Regions from separate parts of the Homo sapiens genome. Here region 1 is linked to region 2. The links are chromatin contacts, found by Hi-C or POLR2A ChIA-PET in ENCODE. All regions are on one chromosome and are shown on one strand. Each heading gives the region's core, a stretch centred on a gene start or an enhancer-like site at or near the end of the contact. The rest is flanking DNA. Distances are from core to core; before and after follow the strand shown.

Region 1 (6,895 bases), core at 425-2,924, 160 kb after region 2:
CAGTATGTAGCAGAGCATCTGGCACAGAGCAGACACACAATAAAAATGTGTCAGTGAATGAATCCAACTATATTCAGCATTTATCATCATCATTTTCTCACGTTACATTTAGCCTTTCAACTCATTGCAATCTGGCTTCTGCCTTTAGTGTTCCGTAGAAACTGATCTTGCTAAGGTCACCAATGGCCTCCTTGTCCCCAAGACCAAGAATATGTTTTAGTTCTCATCATCTTTGACTTTTCAGGAGCTTTCAATACCATTGACCACTTCCTCTTTCTTTATTATTTTTGGGGGAGGGCACTGAGCCTTCTGATTTTGCTCTTGCACCTCTGACTATTCTTTCTGTTTTCATTACTGAGTATTGATCCCTCATCTCTACTAATGTAGAAAATGGTGAGGTTCCCTAGAGTTGTGACCCAGGACATCTTCTTTTCTCACTCTTCACTTTCTCCCTAGAAGGTCTCATCATGCTTCAATTTATAGCTATGGTGACAACTCCTAAATCTACTGAAACAACCCCAGTCTCCTTTCGAGCTCCATACATAGAAGTACTTTCTTAACAGTTTCTCTTGAATATGTCTTTGGCTTCAAACTCATCCTATCCTGAAATGAGCACATTAACTTAAATTTCCAAAACTGCTATTTCTCCAATGTTCTCTGGGTCTTGGGAAATGGTAATACCATCAACACTCTTGTTTAAGTCAGATACCTAGATTCCTCCCTTCCACACATCTAATCAACAAATCTTGTCAAGTCCACATGCCTTAAGAGTCTCTCAAAGCCATTTACTTCCTGCCACACTGGTTCAGGCTACCATCATAATCAGGCTGAAATAATACAAAAGGTTTTGCCTTGGACGCTCTCAATACAGTCTTACCTCACCAAACTAGCCTCTTTATCTCCTCATTTCAGTCATAATGATCTTTTCTTTTAATGTTTTTAGAGACAGGGTCTCATTCTGTCACCCAGGCTGAAATGCAGTGGCATGACGATAACTCATTGCAGCCTCAAACATCTGGGCTCAAACGATCCTCTCACTTCAGCCCCCCACCCCAAATAGCTGGGACTACAGGCATGTGGCACCACACCCAGCTAATTTAAAAAAAAATTGTGGAGATAGGTTCTCATCATGTTGCCCAGGCTGGTCTTGAACTCCTGGCCTCAAGCTATACTCCCACCGCAGCCTCCCAAGTTGCATAATGACCTCTTGAAAAGTGCAGTTCTTAGAGTAACAGCATCTGATGTCACTTTTCCATTTAAAACCCTTTAATACTTCCTCCTGCCCAGTAAGTAACCTCTCCATCTGCCAGCCTCTCTGTCCCACTTTTTCTCCCCTTCAGGTACACTGGACTTTTCTCAGGTATTTGATTTTAGCAGGCTTTTTTCCACTTTAAGACCTGTGCAAATGCCAGTTCTTTTGCCTGGAATGCTTACCCACTTTCTTTTTGCTTCATTACCTGATTCTCTACAACCACTTCCTCTTGGAAGCCTTCCCTAACCCCCCATACTAGGTTAGGTCCATCTACTTTACATTCCTTTGTACATTTGTAATTGTTTACTTTTATGTCATTATTTATTTATCTTCCCTGCTACATTATATGCTTAATGGGAGTGGGGATAGGACCTGTCTTGCTCATCTTTGCAGCAAAAGCACCTAGAGAAGTGACTAAACTGGCTCACTGGAGAGGCTAAATCAATATTTCTTGCTCTTATGAGTAATCTACATCTAGTAAATAGTCATAGCTTTACTTTACCATTTAAAACTGAAACTTGGTAGGGTGCAGTGGTTCATGCCTATAATCCCAGCAATTTGGGAGGCTGAGGTGGGAAGATCACTTGAGGCCAGGAGTTCAAGACCAGCCTGGGCAACATAGCAAGACCCCATCTCTACAAAAAATAAAAATTAGCCATGTGTGGTGGTTCATGCTTATAGTTCTGGCTACTTGGGAGGCTGAGGTGGGAGGATCACTTGAGCCCAGGAGTTCAAGGCTACAGTGAGCTATGATTGTGCCACTGCAGTCTAGCCCAGGTAACAGAGTGAGACCCCCATCTCTAGAAAATAAAAAAACAATAACAACAAAAAAGCCTGAAACTCAAGTTCATCTCTTTGATCATATATTCTGAGCCAAGTAAAATTTTAATTGCATTTTAATGCCCAGCTACTAAAGGGTCACATAATTAATTCCATTTCATAGAACATTTATCTGGGCCCTCTGTGAGCAGAGAGGACTGTTAAACCAGGCAATTGAAAATGAAGTAGGTATAGTGATTGTCCCCATTTCACACATGAGGATCTTGGAGCACAGAAAGGTTAAGTAACTTGCCCAAGTCATACAACTAGTGACTGGTAGGCCTAGGATTTGAAGAAACCTGTATTTGAATTTGGATTTGAAACAGAACCCTACATCCATCAACTACACCGTACTGCTATGCAGCTGAGAACTTCCTCTCCTTTATAGCAAAATAGGCAGGATGCACTTGTGGGTGTCTGACAGCTCCTCAACTCACCCTGGATAAAAAGCTGTAGGCCCAGGAAACTAAAGGTCAGTACTTGAATCTTTTTGCCAAGGGTGCTGACAACACAATCAGAAGTGTTTCCCCCTCAACTTCTGCCCCTCATCTAGAGGGATGAGTGCCACCTGGTGGACATAGTTTTGCGCTATCTTAACTCCTCCACAATACGACGTATTTAACTGTGAATGTAGCTCCAACATAAACATCCACGTAGGAATGAACTAAATAGACTGTTATGCATTGATAAACTTAGGCACTGTGATGGGCTTCTGAGGGATGAATTCCTCTTTTTTTCTCTTTCTGTTTGCATTTAATTTTTGTTGAGTCTACAATGAAGTTTAATTAAAAACAAATAGAAGGGACTTTTTTTGTCATCGCCATTCAGCACCTTTGTCTTTTTTAACACTAAGAGAGGAAACTTATAAGCAAGTAGACTTAAATTATCTGCCATGTTTTCTTTATTTGTAAAATGGGCTGGTAGTGAGGGACTGTATAAAATGATGGGACAGTGCCCAGGACACAATAAGCATTCAGTAAGTGTTGTCTATTATTTTTATTATCCCACAGAAAAATGGGATTCCTTTCTAGAGGTTAAGACAAAGATAAACATTTCGATTTCTGGGATGCTCCAGCATTATTCCTTTTGAAAACAAAGATAGCACAAGAGAGAAGCTTAAATATTACAACTAGGCATCAAATTATGGATTAAAGTTTTCATTTATTCTACATATATTTCCTGATTCTCTACTGTATGCTAAGACAGGCTGGAAAGCAATGGTGAGGGACAAGGGTTCATCCCCCCAAATAACTTAGAGTCTAGAGACAGATTTTATTTGCCACCAGAGGTGACTAAGCAGTTTTATGGGGAAGGTTAGTGAGAGATGAGGTCACAGTTGTAGTTGGAGAGGTGGAGTTTGTTCCTAGTAGTCGTGGTTAATGCTCCCCCTCCTCCAGAGGCATCCTCCCTTTCCAGGTAATTTACTTTACCACCTAAAATTCCTCTCCTTTTCAACAACTGCCAACTAATACATGCCAAGATATTAACTATTACCTTTTAAGCTATTACTTAGTTACATAATCCTTCAAAAGAGTATCTGGATTTTAAGAGAGGACTCTAGAAGAGTTTCTCACAGTCTGGGCTCCCAATAAAAAGACCACCAAATGTACTTTTTGACCTTAAAATTTTTAGTTAAAAAGTTAGCTCAACAAATACACAAACAAAACCCTCAGGTAATAGGTGAAGCATCTATAACCTGGTCTACAGGATGGTGGCCAAATATTCATTAGAAAAATGAAATTAACAATGAATTTTAGTAAGTGGCACAATTTCATGTACTAGTAGATGTGAAAGGGCTTTAAAAAGGAAAAAAAAACCTATGCAAATACATTATATTATTTTCCCCACTGCATGCATAGTCATGCTTGCAATGCCATGGATATTGAGAGGTTCAATTTGGGACCTTAGGTCCAGATATCATGGTTATAATAAAATTCAAAACCAAACTAAGCTAAACAATCATATAAATGACCAGTCATATAAATCATAGAAGTCATATAAATGACTTCCATAAAAAAAAAAAAACAGGGTTGCTTTTATAAGATAAATACTGCCCAAATTTCTGAAAAGATCTCTCTGGATAAAGCATTGGGTAAAAGATTTAATTATGCCTCTGTTACTTTTCAGTACCAAACAATAGATCACAACTCATAAACAGCTTTCTGTTCTGATTTAAACATTAAAATGGTTTTTTTGTCATTTTTGTCAGCTTATCTGTCTGCTTCGTGTCTTGTCCTTCCCCTCCTCCCCATCAATCATCGGGAGGTTAAAAAATTTTAAAATACAAATAAAATATTCAGAGGAGAAAATGCCAGAGTACAAGTATATATTAAAATAAAATTAATGGCTGGGTGAATAGGGATGCAGAAGAAATATGTGCCAACCCATAAAAGTGGCCACTAAATCCCGAATGCATTATGTCTTGTTAGGATTAGGTCATAGATCTAGGATCAAATAATAGATGCTAAGATCTCATTTTTTAAAATCCTTCAAACCACCAAATCCCTTTCTTCACTAGGCTCCCCACCCCAAGTTTTTGAAAATTTCCACGGGGGAGAATGGGACAACGGAGTCACAACCATCAAGTTCTCTGATCACAGTGACCCACACCCTCCCTCCTTTTTCCAATCAGTTCAGCTTTGGGGGAGATGAATAGATAGAGGACCCTGTTATAAACTGTTTGACATTTCCCCAAATTGCCCAGTCCCTTAGGAAAGCATTGTGGCATTATCAGGGTGCTGAGTACAGAACTTTTACATAATAGGCACTAAATAAATGTTAGTTTAATGGAATTAAATAGTCTAAGAGGCCTACAGCCAAGTGATGATATGCAGAACCACTGGGGCCTGTTTGAATCCCACTACTGCTGAATGATGCTAATTTATCCTAGACATTTTATCTCCTAGCGACTGGGTTTCCTAGTCTGTAAGACAGTTTGTTCAACAACCAGTCTGGTTTGAACTAAAGAAATTGCTCAATTAAATAATGATTTTGGGAAGTGAGAAGAGTATTGACTCTCCAAAGATGGCTTAAATTAACCTGACATTTATTGTATTCCACCTGCATTTTCACAAGTGATCATTTTGTATTTTTTAAACTCCTGCTGTCTAGCTGTTTTTGACCCAGCAAGTTGAACCAGTTTCCAAGTCTAATTGGCAATAACATGAGTGTCCTCTTGGCTGGAGAATGCTTCTTCCAAACCATTCTGCTTTGCTCAAATTGCCCAATCCAGGTCAGCTTGAGGACTTGGGGAGTACCCAGACACCCACTTCTAGTGAGTGACCTTTTTGAGCCAACCATAAATTACAAGTTAATTGCTCTAGTCTCAATAAAACTGGCTAATTCAGTCTCTTGTTTTAAAGTTTAAAATCTCCCTTAATGTAGATAGCATTAAATTAACTGCATTTTGCAGATATTGCCCAAAGTGTTGGGGCTTTCCAAAGTTACTCTGAAAACAGTAGCAATATTGTACAGATTAATTACAGAAATATGGTGAGATTTTTGTTTAAAACTAAATATGGGGAAAAGCTGGGTGTGGTGAGCTTAAAAAACAAATTCAAGACATGGCCTAGGGAGAAAGACTTGTTTTATAGTTAAAAAACCAAGATCTGCATATTGGTTCAGCTGCCTAGTTGGATCATAAAATACCACACCTTGAATACTCTTCAAAAGTACACAAGATGGCTTTTACCTACTAGTCTTTAAAAGTCACCGTGCAGATCTTCTAGGATGAAGACCTATGAGTTGCTTTTCTTTGTTCCCTGGAAAACACAGGGAACCACTAGCACAACAAAGGTCAAAATACAAACTATTTGTGTCAATAAACTAAACAAACACTTTCATATTTCTGCCATAAGAAACATTATAAAGGGCAGTTTCTAAAGGAGCTCTTACTAAATAAAATATATTACTTTAAAATAATTCCTTGATTTCAGCAATTCTGCCTTTGAAATAGATCATAGCCATTCTTCACTTTCCCTGCTTAATCGCTCTCCCCTCCTTAATCTAAATGCTTCAAAACATAGTCTTTTCTAGATTCTAATTCTGACAATCATCTGCAAGGTGTCCCTTCCTCCAGGCTTGCTCCTGTACCCATCTTTTTTTCCACAAGGCTGCCACAAATCAAAATCTAAAATTCAAAACCAAACTAAGCTAAACAATATGCTGTTAGTGGATATATTCATATGAAATAAGACAATTCTTCAAAAAGCAAGGGAACAATGAATACAAAGTATAGGATTGTACTAACCTTTTAGGGGAGACAAGGAGATGACACAGGGAAGAATCATACAAATAAAGCAATGAAATGTTTTCATTCTTAAGTTGGATAATAACGTTCTACTTCTTATACTGAATAATGAGTTTGCAAGTATTCGTTCTACTATTCTGATTCATATATGTGATATCCATCCTTTTAAAAATAATCCAATATTGCCTGATAAACTATTTTAAGTGAAGTGAGTTAAAGTTGATTTTTTAAAGTGTTAAGTAAACATTGGTACAGATATTGTACAAATATGTGAAAGTGGAAATTATATGACCAAAAATTAGGAAAGGTTGGCTTATGGGAACAAATGCATATTTCTTAGACCATAAAAAGTGCAAAGTCTGGTTCAGGTTCACTTTCCCAACAATTTCCTCTCACTGCCATCCTCCCAAACATACCACACAAATCATAATCTTTCATGCCTCTGTGCCTTTGCACATTCTATATCTTCTTACTGAACTATCTATACTTCTCTGTTGAATGGACTCCTACTAATACTAGAAGACCCAGCTTAGACATAACCTTCTCCAAGATACTGACACGCCATACTTACTTCC
Region 2 (7,149 bases), core at 4,532-7,031:
AATGGGTACTGCAAATGTCACAGGCAGTTCCCAAAACTTTCTCAATGCAGCTGCCTACCACTGACATAATCTGATTGAAGCAAACACCCTTGACCTGTTCTGAGACTGCCTTCCATTCCACTCTCCCATCTGCAGCAATTTCCCATGCACTTCACTGGCCCTGGGCCAAATATTTACTCAACAGGCCCTTGGGTCAATATTACGTTGTGTATGTTTACAATGTTTATAAGGAAATAAGTTAGAACTTGATCCCAAGAATTTAAAGCCTAGATTCTTCTGTTCTGAATCTGTAATCATAAGGAAAAAAATTAATTTTAGAGTCAATCTTGTGTTGTAGGGAAGTTAACTCTTTCAAGTGTTAAAAAAAACAGGCCAGCGCTACCACAAAGTATTTTCAACATAAGGAAAGACATGAAAATCTATCCACTGGTTCTAACACTGGCTACAAAGCCAAATCCATAAAGCCAAATGTAATCTTTCTGTGTCTACTTAACATTCTGTCCATAAATGTAAACATTTATTTGTCTTCTATTCATTACAGCAAGCTAGCAATCTTCCTATATATTCTTAGAAGTGTTTTAAACAATCTGTATAAACTGTTTTAAGTTACCCATCAAAGTTTGGGCATTCTCTTCATGATGAGAAGACAGGAAAAGAATGAATCGTGCTTTTAGAATATTTATGTTACTAAAAGGTGCCAGACAAGTATAAAACATTTCTGAAGCATAATGAGTACTCTAAAATAAAGATGAAATATTTATGATTTAGCTTTTGAGTAAATGGGTTGTTTTACTAAGCCACTGGGGATAACAATCACATTAGAAAAATCTATATGGAAAGAAAGATAAAAGAGAATTCAGTGTCCTTAATGGCTTAAAATGATACTAAGAAAATAAAGGAAAACAGGTAATATCATTACTAAAATATTAAGGCAAATAAACAAAAAAGGAAATAAAAATATAAACATAACAATTCCTTTTTATTTTTTGAAATAACTAATTTTACACTTGAAAAAAGACTGGCTATTTTAAAAAATAAAAGGGTGAAAAGCAAATATATATTTTTAAATTAATGATGAAAAGACTCTGCAAACACTACTTCTGGTTATTTTAAGATTATATTAAATGAGATAATCTATACATAGCACTTAATATAATACCTGCTATGTAGTAAGGACTCAGTAACTGTTACCTATTTTTACTATAAATTTGAATACTCAATACTTTTTGATATTGAACAAAGTCTCAAAATATTTTCAAATCTACTTACAGTGATGCTGACTTTTTTGGTATACAGTTCTCTAAGTTTTGGCAAATGTATAATGTCAAGCAACCACCACCATTATCAGTCCCCAAAATTCTCTTTGCAGCCACAACCCTCTCACAACTCCTATCTCCTGGCAATCCCTGACTCTATAGCTTCTTATAGGTAATCAGTCTCTATAGCTTTGCCTCTTCTAGAATGACAGATGGAATCATACAGTATGTAGCCTTTTGAATATGGCTTCTTGTTTAGGCTATCTTCTGAATTAGAATTTATATTACGAGTAAAAAAGGACCAACACTTTTAAAAATAGCATTTCAACATTACCTCCCGTATATACTCCTCCTGCTCTTCTTTAAGAGTAAGTTCAATGAAGATTTGTTGCAGCTTTTCGTTACAATAATTAATAATGAACTGCTCAAAGCTGTTGTCCTGTATGGAGAAAATGAAAAACAGCTTTATAAACCATGCCACTAGCTCTCTCAAAACAATGACACTCAGACATCTCAATCCATGAGAAATGCCACACATGATCTCTCAGATTTAACTGTGGCCCAGCACACGGCTCCTAGGACAGACGCTTGCCCATTGCAGGCACTCGAGGAGTGGGTCATGAGTAAGTGAATGAATGAAGTATACACAAATGATGCAATATTTGAAGGATGAAGACTTTTAGTTGACAGAGAAGCACCCCAAACAGAAAAGCTAGAAACAATCTCACTTCCTTTGCTGAAGGATCAGCAAAGACACAGTGAGCTCCACAATCTCTGTCACCAAGTTCTGAATCTCCCATTCTCAGGTGAAACTTCAGAGCTCAAGGAAGTCCCCCTGAACTGACCCCTTATTGTCCCCATCCAGGGACAGATCCCTCACTCTGACTCTTGCATCCTAACCCTTTTTGTAAATCATGTTATACGAACATGTGTGTATGTGTAAGTATACACATGTACAGATTAGTTTCATATACATCTGCCTCACTAGACTGTACATTCTTATGGGTGAGGGCTGACCATGCTCTCTTGTTCACTGTATTCCTACCCCTTACACAGCACCTCACACCTAGCAAGTTCTCAATATGTATTGGCTGACTGTATGAACAAATGAAGTTCCTACCAAATGGAGACCCAAAGATTAAAGCATCTCCCTGACAAGAAACAATCTCTCTCTCTGTAGAAGGCCCATACCCTTGATCACTCTTAGAAGTCTCAGCAGCCTCTCCTTCATATTAATCTCTTATGAATTTGTTGACAGAAGCTTTATGCCTAAATCATTTCTGAACAATCTGCAGGGCTTAATGTATTGCTGTACATCCTGAGAGCACCAAATGAATAAATTTATCAAGAACCACATCGTCCAGGAAGAAGTAGATCTGACACTAAAACTTGTTTTCACCTCTATTTTTCTTTATCGCCCAAAGATGGTGGCAGTGGGAGCGAGGGATAGTATGACTCCACCACTGGTAAACTGGACTCTTCTCCCACAATGGTGGCCAGTCCTGGTCTAATGAGGAAGGAGAGCCCACATGTAATGGTGCAGCCAAAGCTCACTGCTCCTTGTGAACAGGCAGAGCCACTGGCCTTCAAATCCCTCCATACATGATAGAAGTGAAAAAGTCACAGAGTCTTCTGAAAGTTGATCTTTAAAAATCAACTTTGGTCTTACTTAGGAAAACTTAAAAATGATACTTATGCTGCAGCATCTAACTACATTCTTTCCTGGAAGTCAGCTAGGAATTTCTAATCACCAGTGATGCAGTGATCAGAGGAAATTTTAAACTCAAACTCATAAATAACACATGTGAATATATTGTCAGTGACTTATCTTGTTAATGCTAAACTTAGTTAAGGATAAAAGTTTGTTTGTTTTATGTCTTGAAGAGTCTTACTAAAAGGCAAACATTTATTTTCAATAATTTTGACAAATATAGTCAGATACAAAGGGCACTCCTCAGTCCTCATTTTCACACAAATTTTTTAAAACCCTGTGCTCAAATTCGCAGAGCTAACAATTTCAATTAGAAACTGAAGTTGGTCTAGTATAGATGCCTTATTATTATTATACTCAGCATAAAGGCATTCCATATATCAGAAAGTCTCAATTGCTTTGCTAAAGTATGTCCCTATATGATGCAACTATAAATAAAACCTATAAGTAAAAGTAAAACATTAATAACTTATAAGAGCAGATCTTTGACTTTTTTTTTAGACAACAGTCTCATGGAACAAATGTGTTATCTGGCAAGTCTGTGCCCATGGAGCTATTTCAACCCTATTATGCTAAATCATCAAACAGCAAATAATGAGAAGGAAAGGAAAGCACTAGTGTCCTCAGACACATTGTGTAGCTATGAACAGCTCAAAGTACACTTCTAAAACAGGACCATGAAATACACACAAGCAGATTAGAAACCAGAGGCAAAGCTTCACAATTACAAAACAATTTAAGGATTAAGTTACAACTAAATTAAATTTGCCCATAACCTTTAAAAATTCCTGTATGGATTCTGTATTTTATATCCACATGGTTATTCAACAACCACTTACTGCAAAACTCACACAGCTAGAGAAGCTATTAACACAAGAGCATGCAACAGACCAGCACTGCAAACAGGTCATACTTACTGCATTCTGGTGCAAAAAGGGACAAATTACACAAAATGCAGTCAGTTCTTAATTAGCAATAAACTTCTAAAAGTGAGCATGTATTGATAGTTATTCATGGTTACAAATGATGGCTTTTACCATTCAGGCTGTATTTTTGATCAGTGTAAAACTTTGGATCAAGACCCATATCCAGTCAATTCAAAAGACAGGACCACAATACCTTCCTGTGGTGTCTGAACTGTGGTTTGCTAGGGGAGGGTTCTTCAGGATAAAAACAGTTTGACTGAAATAATGATACATCATATAACTTGCCTGAAGCTTTAAAGCTTCAAAATCCAATGCTTCTAATTATAAATTATCAGGAAAAAGAAAACATGCCATCCAGGCTATCACCAGTAATTCTATATGACAAATGCTCCTTCTAACAACCCCACAATATCACCCCTTATCCCAAAATCTTTCTTCAGTTGAATCTCTCCCACTGTAGGTTCCCACACTGCCCCAATCCCGCTTGAAGCAGCCCTGAAAAACATTGCTCATTCTCTCTCCATACCACCCCCCAAAATTTTCGCCGTCCCAACGCTTTACCACTATTTTATTTTTCTTATCAATATAAGAAGACAGGAATGTCAAGCCTCTGAGCCCAAGCTAAGCCATCGTATCCCCAGTGACCAGCACGTATATATCCAGATGGCCTGAAGCAACTGAAGATCCACAAAAAAAGTGAAAATAGCCTTAACTGATGACATTCCACCATTGTGATTTATTTCTGCCCCAACCTAACTGATCAATGTACTTTGTTATCTCCCCCACCCTTAAGAAGGTTCTTTGTGAGATCTGCCCCCTGCCCCCAAAACATTGCTCTTAACTCCACCACCTATCCCAAAACCTATAAGAACTAATGATAATCCCACCACCCTTTGCTGACTCTCTTTTCAGACTCAGCCTGCCTGTACCCAGGTGAAATAAACAGCCATGTTGCTCAAAGAAAAAGAAAAAAGAAAAAAAGAAAACATGCATGACATGTATCCAAGGTCCACATCCACCCAAACAGTCAGGGCAGTGGTGGTTGGCAGATCACCAAAAAGTGAAGAGATCCATCATAATCCAAAAGTAACTCCCCTTTCCCACCCCAGGGACACATCCCTGTGTAGTACCGTGCTAAGGCTCCTTTTCAAAAACCAATAAGGAGAGAGTATTCTCCTGGAGATGCCCTAATAACAAAAACTTGACTGTCTGAACTTACTCTACTGCTAAAAAAACACCGCCCCCTCCCCGCCAAAAAAAAACCAAAACAAAAATAGAATAGCACAATCACCGATGTAGAAATTAACTTACTTCCCCACAGAAATCAGCATCTATTGCAAACTCACCTCCAAAGTCTCCAAAACATGTCATGGGTCACCTAGATGATCCTTACTGCTCAAAGTGAAGGCTAAAGACACACACCTCTCTTGTGATCTAAGCTGAAGTTGATGGCATTGTTCAAATTTGGAGGAAAATGGGACTGCACATATGATTAAAAACTTTCAAAAATTTAAGGAATAATCAATAATCTGCAGAAAATTAAGGAATAGCCTGGCAGCAGTTCACAGAACTCTAACTTGTATAGGTCTAACACATTTTTCCATTAATACAAATATTAAATTAATACCTGGTTTTCAACTTGGGCCCCCTCTCCTTCATAAAATAGCTAAACTGAGACTAGAAACCACCAGATGAATAGGAAGGCCCCAAAGCAACTTTATATGTGGAGACTTTTTTGGTTTGTCAAGAACTGTGTGAATAGCCAGCAATCCCTGAGCCAGGCCCTCTCCCACGTGTCAGGCTCATGAATCAAAGTCTCCAGAAGAGGAAGTGGGCAGGAACTTGCCCCAGGAATGACTCATCTCCTCTCTCCAGTTTTCCACCCATGCTCCAAGTATGCAATTTTTCTCTACTGTCTTACCCACATTTATCCCTGAAGACTAAGGAATAAAACTAAAACTTAGAAACATCTTCAAACAAGTACCTTCTGGGCTTTCTATTACATAACCTCCCTAAATGAAGCTGAGGCTGCTTTAGAGAACAAAGGCAAACAGCAAGGTGTCTGTTCTCTGCTATTTCACACTATAGTTACCAACTATAGATTGGGATAGGGAGCACTTACTATGTTTAGAAGTATATAATATAATCAAATTTTAAACGCTAGGGCTTCTTTTAAGAATTCTAGACTTTGAGTCCATCCTTTCAACATCAAAACAAACAAACAACAACAAAAAAACAAAGCCCAGAAAATCTTATTCCCAGTCGATTCATAACTACTTTATACTCACAAGTATCAATCATAAACTCTCCAATATAAATTAAGATGTATCAAAAATACTGGCCCCTTTGTATATTCTCCTTAGCAACAAAGGAGACTGATGATATTTTATACTCTTTAAGGAAGACAGGTATTTTAAAAACTCTTAGGCTCTTTAAAAACAATAAATATTGAAAGGAAGACAGTAAATAGAAGTGGCAGCTCTGTCCCTCTGTATTTGGGACAGAGAAATGGGAAGGAGTCTGTAGGTGAATATAATGTATTTGAAACAGCGAGCAGTCCAAACACAAAGACCATGGCTTATGTTAATTACATATTAGTGTTTCTTATAGTTCAGCACTTTGATTTGAGGTCAAATTTTGAATATAACATGCTGGCTTGGGGGTTTCTACATTTTTACATACAGTAAAGTCTCCTGCATAATAAATGAGTCAATGCATTTATATAAAAGTTACAGGATTTTGAGTGTATATCACTATTTTAGGGAAGTTGGGCTATATTATTGCTGTAAAATATGCTGTTGGTCCTTGCAAAGATTTATTTGGTGTTAAAGCCTTTGACAGCTTCTGATTATAATGCTGTTCCTATAGAAAAATATAATGCACTTAACCACGGTCCATTTTTAAATATCACAGCATCAAGAAACAGGCTCCAAAACAAGAATTGCTTTTTTTAGAATGTAAACTTAAAAAATCCTCAAAATATATGAGAAAACCATTTAATATGAAATAGTCTCCTTTTTAGACATTTACAAAATTGAATGACTAGCTAAAGGTTTAGAAAATTTCCCTTAACATTTTTTCTTCCAGGTATATACTAAAATACAGCAAATTTTAAGAAAAACAATGTTATCGTGCTCTTCTTAAACATTTTAAAATAGGCTTTCATCTAAAAACTTTTTATACCTGGAAGAAATACACACATATTATTACACAGAACAGAAGCCCAACTTCACAAAGGAAGAAAATTATAATCCAA

What was found. A loop is a pair of places that touch in the nucleus more often than their neighbours do. ChIA-PET counts read pairs that join two places held with the same protein, here RNA polymerase II (POLR2A). Pooled maps may share reads with other maps.
Region 1: a map of MCF 10A shows a loop between it and region 2 (2.8-fold over the local background). The contact joins two enhancer-like sites. A Hi-C loop is called at or near these places in 4 of 168 maps with a recorded cell type or tissue (B cell, MCF 10A, endothelial cell of umbilical vein and 1 more), 5 of 37 single-sample maps with no recorded cell type and 10 of 50 pooled maps. POLR2A ChIA-PET finds 5 or more read pairs at or near these places in 1 of 52 experiments (activated CD8-positive, alpha-beta memory T cell).

What each region holds. Positions count from the first base shown.
Region 1 is chr2:191,214,235-191,221,129 of GRCh38, reverse strand. No RefSeq gene overlaps it. Among named protein-coding and RNA genes, the nearest start is that of MYO1B, 28 kb to the left of the region's middle. RefSeq lists an enhancer at 176-345. Within about 2 kb of position 1,674, at least 7 of the 41 ENCODE cell types and tissues checked have a DNase peak (open chromatin) inside an H3K27ac peak, as active enhancers do.
Region 2 is chr2:191,376,008-191,383,156 of GRCh38, reverse strand. It overlaps MYO1B (myosin IB), which reads right to left. Exons shown (of 31, transcript NM_001130158.3): 14 at 1,591-1,695. Among named protein-coding and RNA genes, the nearest start is that of MYO1B-AS1, 130 kb to the right of the region's middle. RefSeq lists an enhancer at 5,580-5,874. Within about 2 kb of position 5,781, at least 14 of the 41 ENCODE cell types and tissues checked have a DNase peak (open chromatin) inside an H3K27ac peak, as active enhancers do.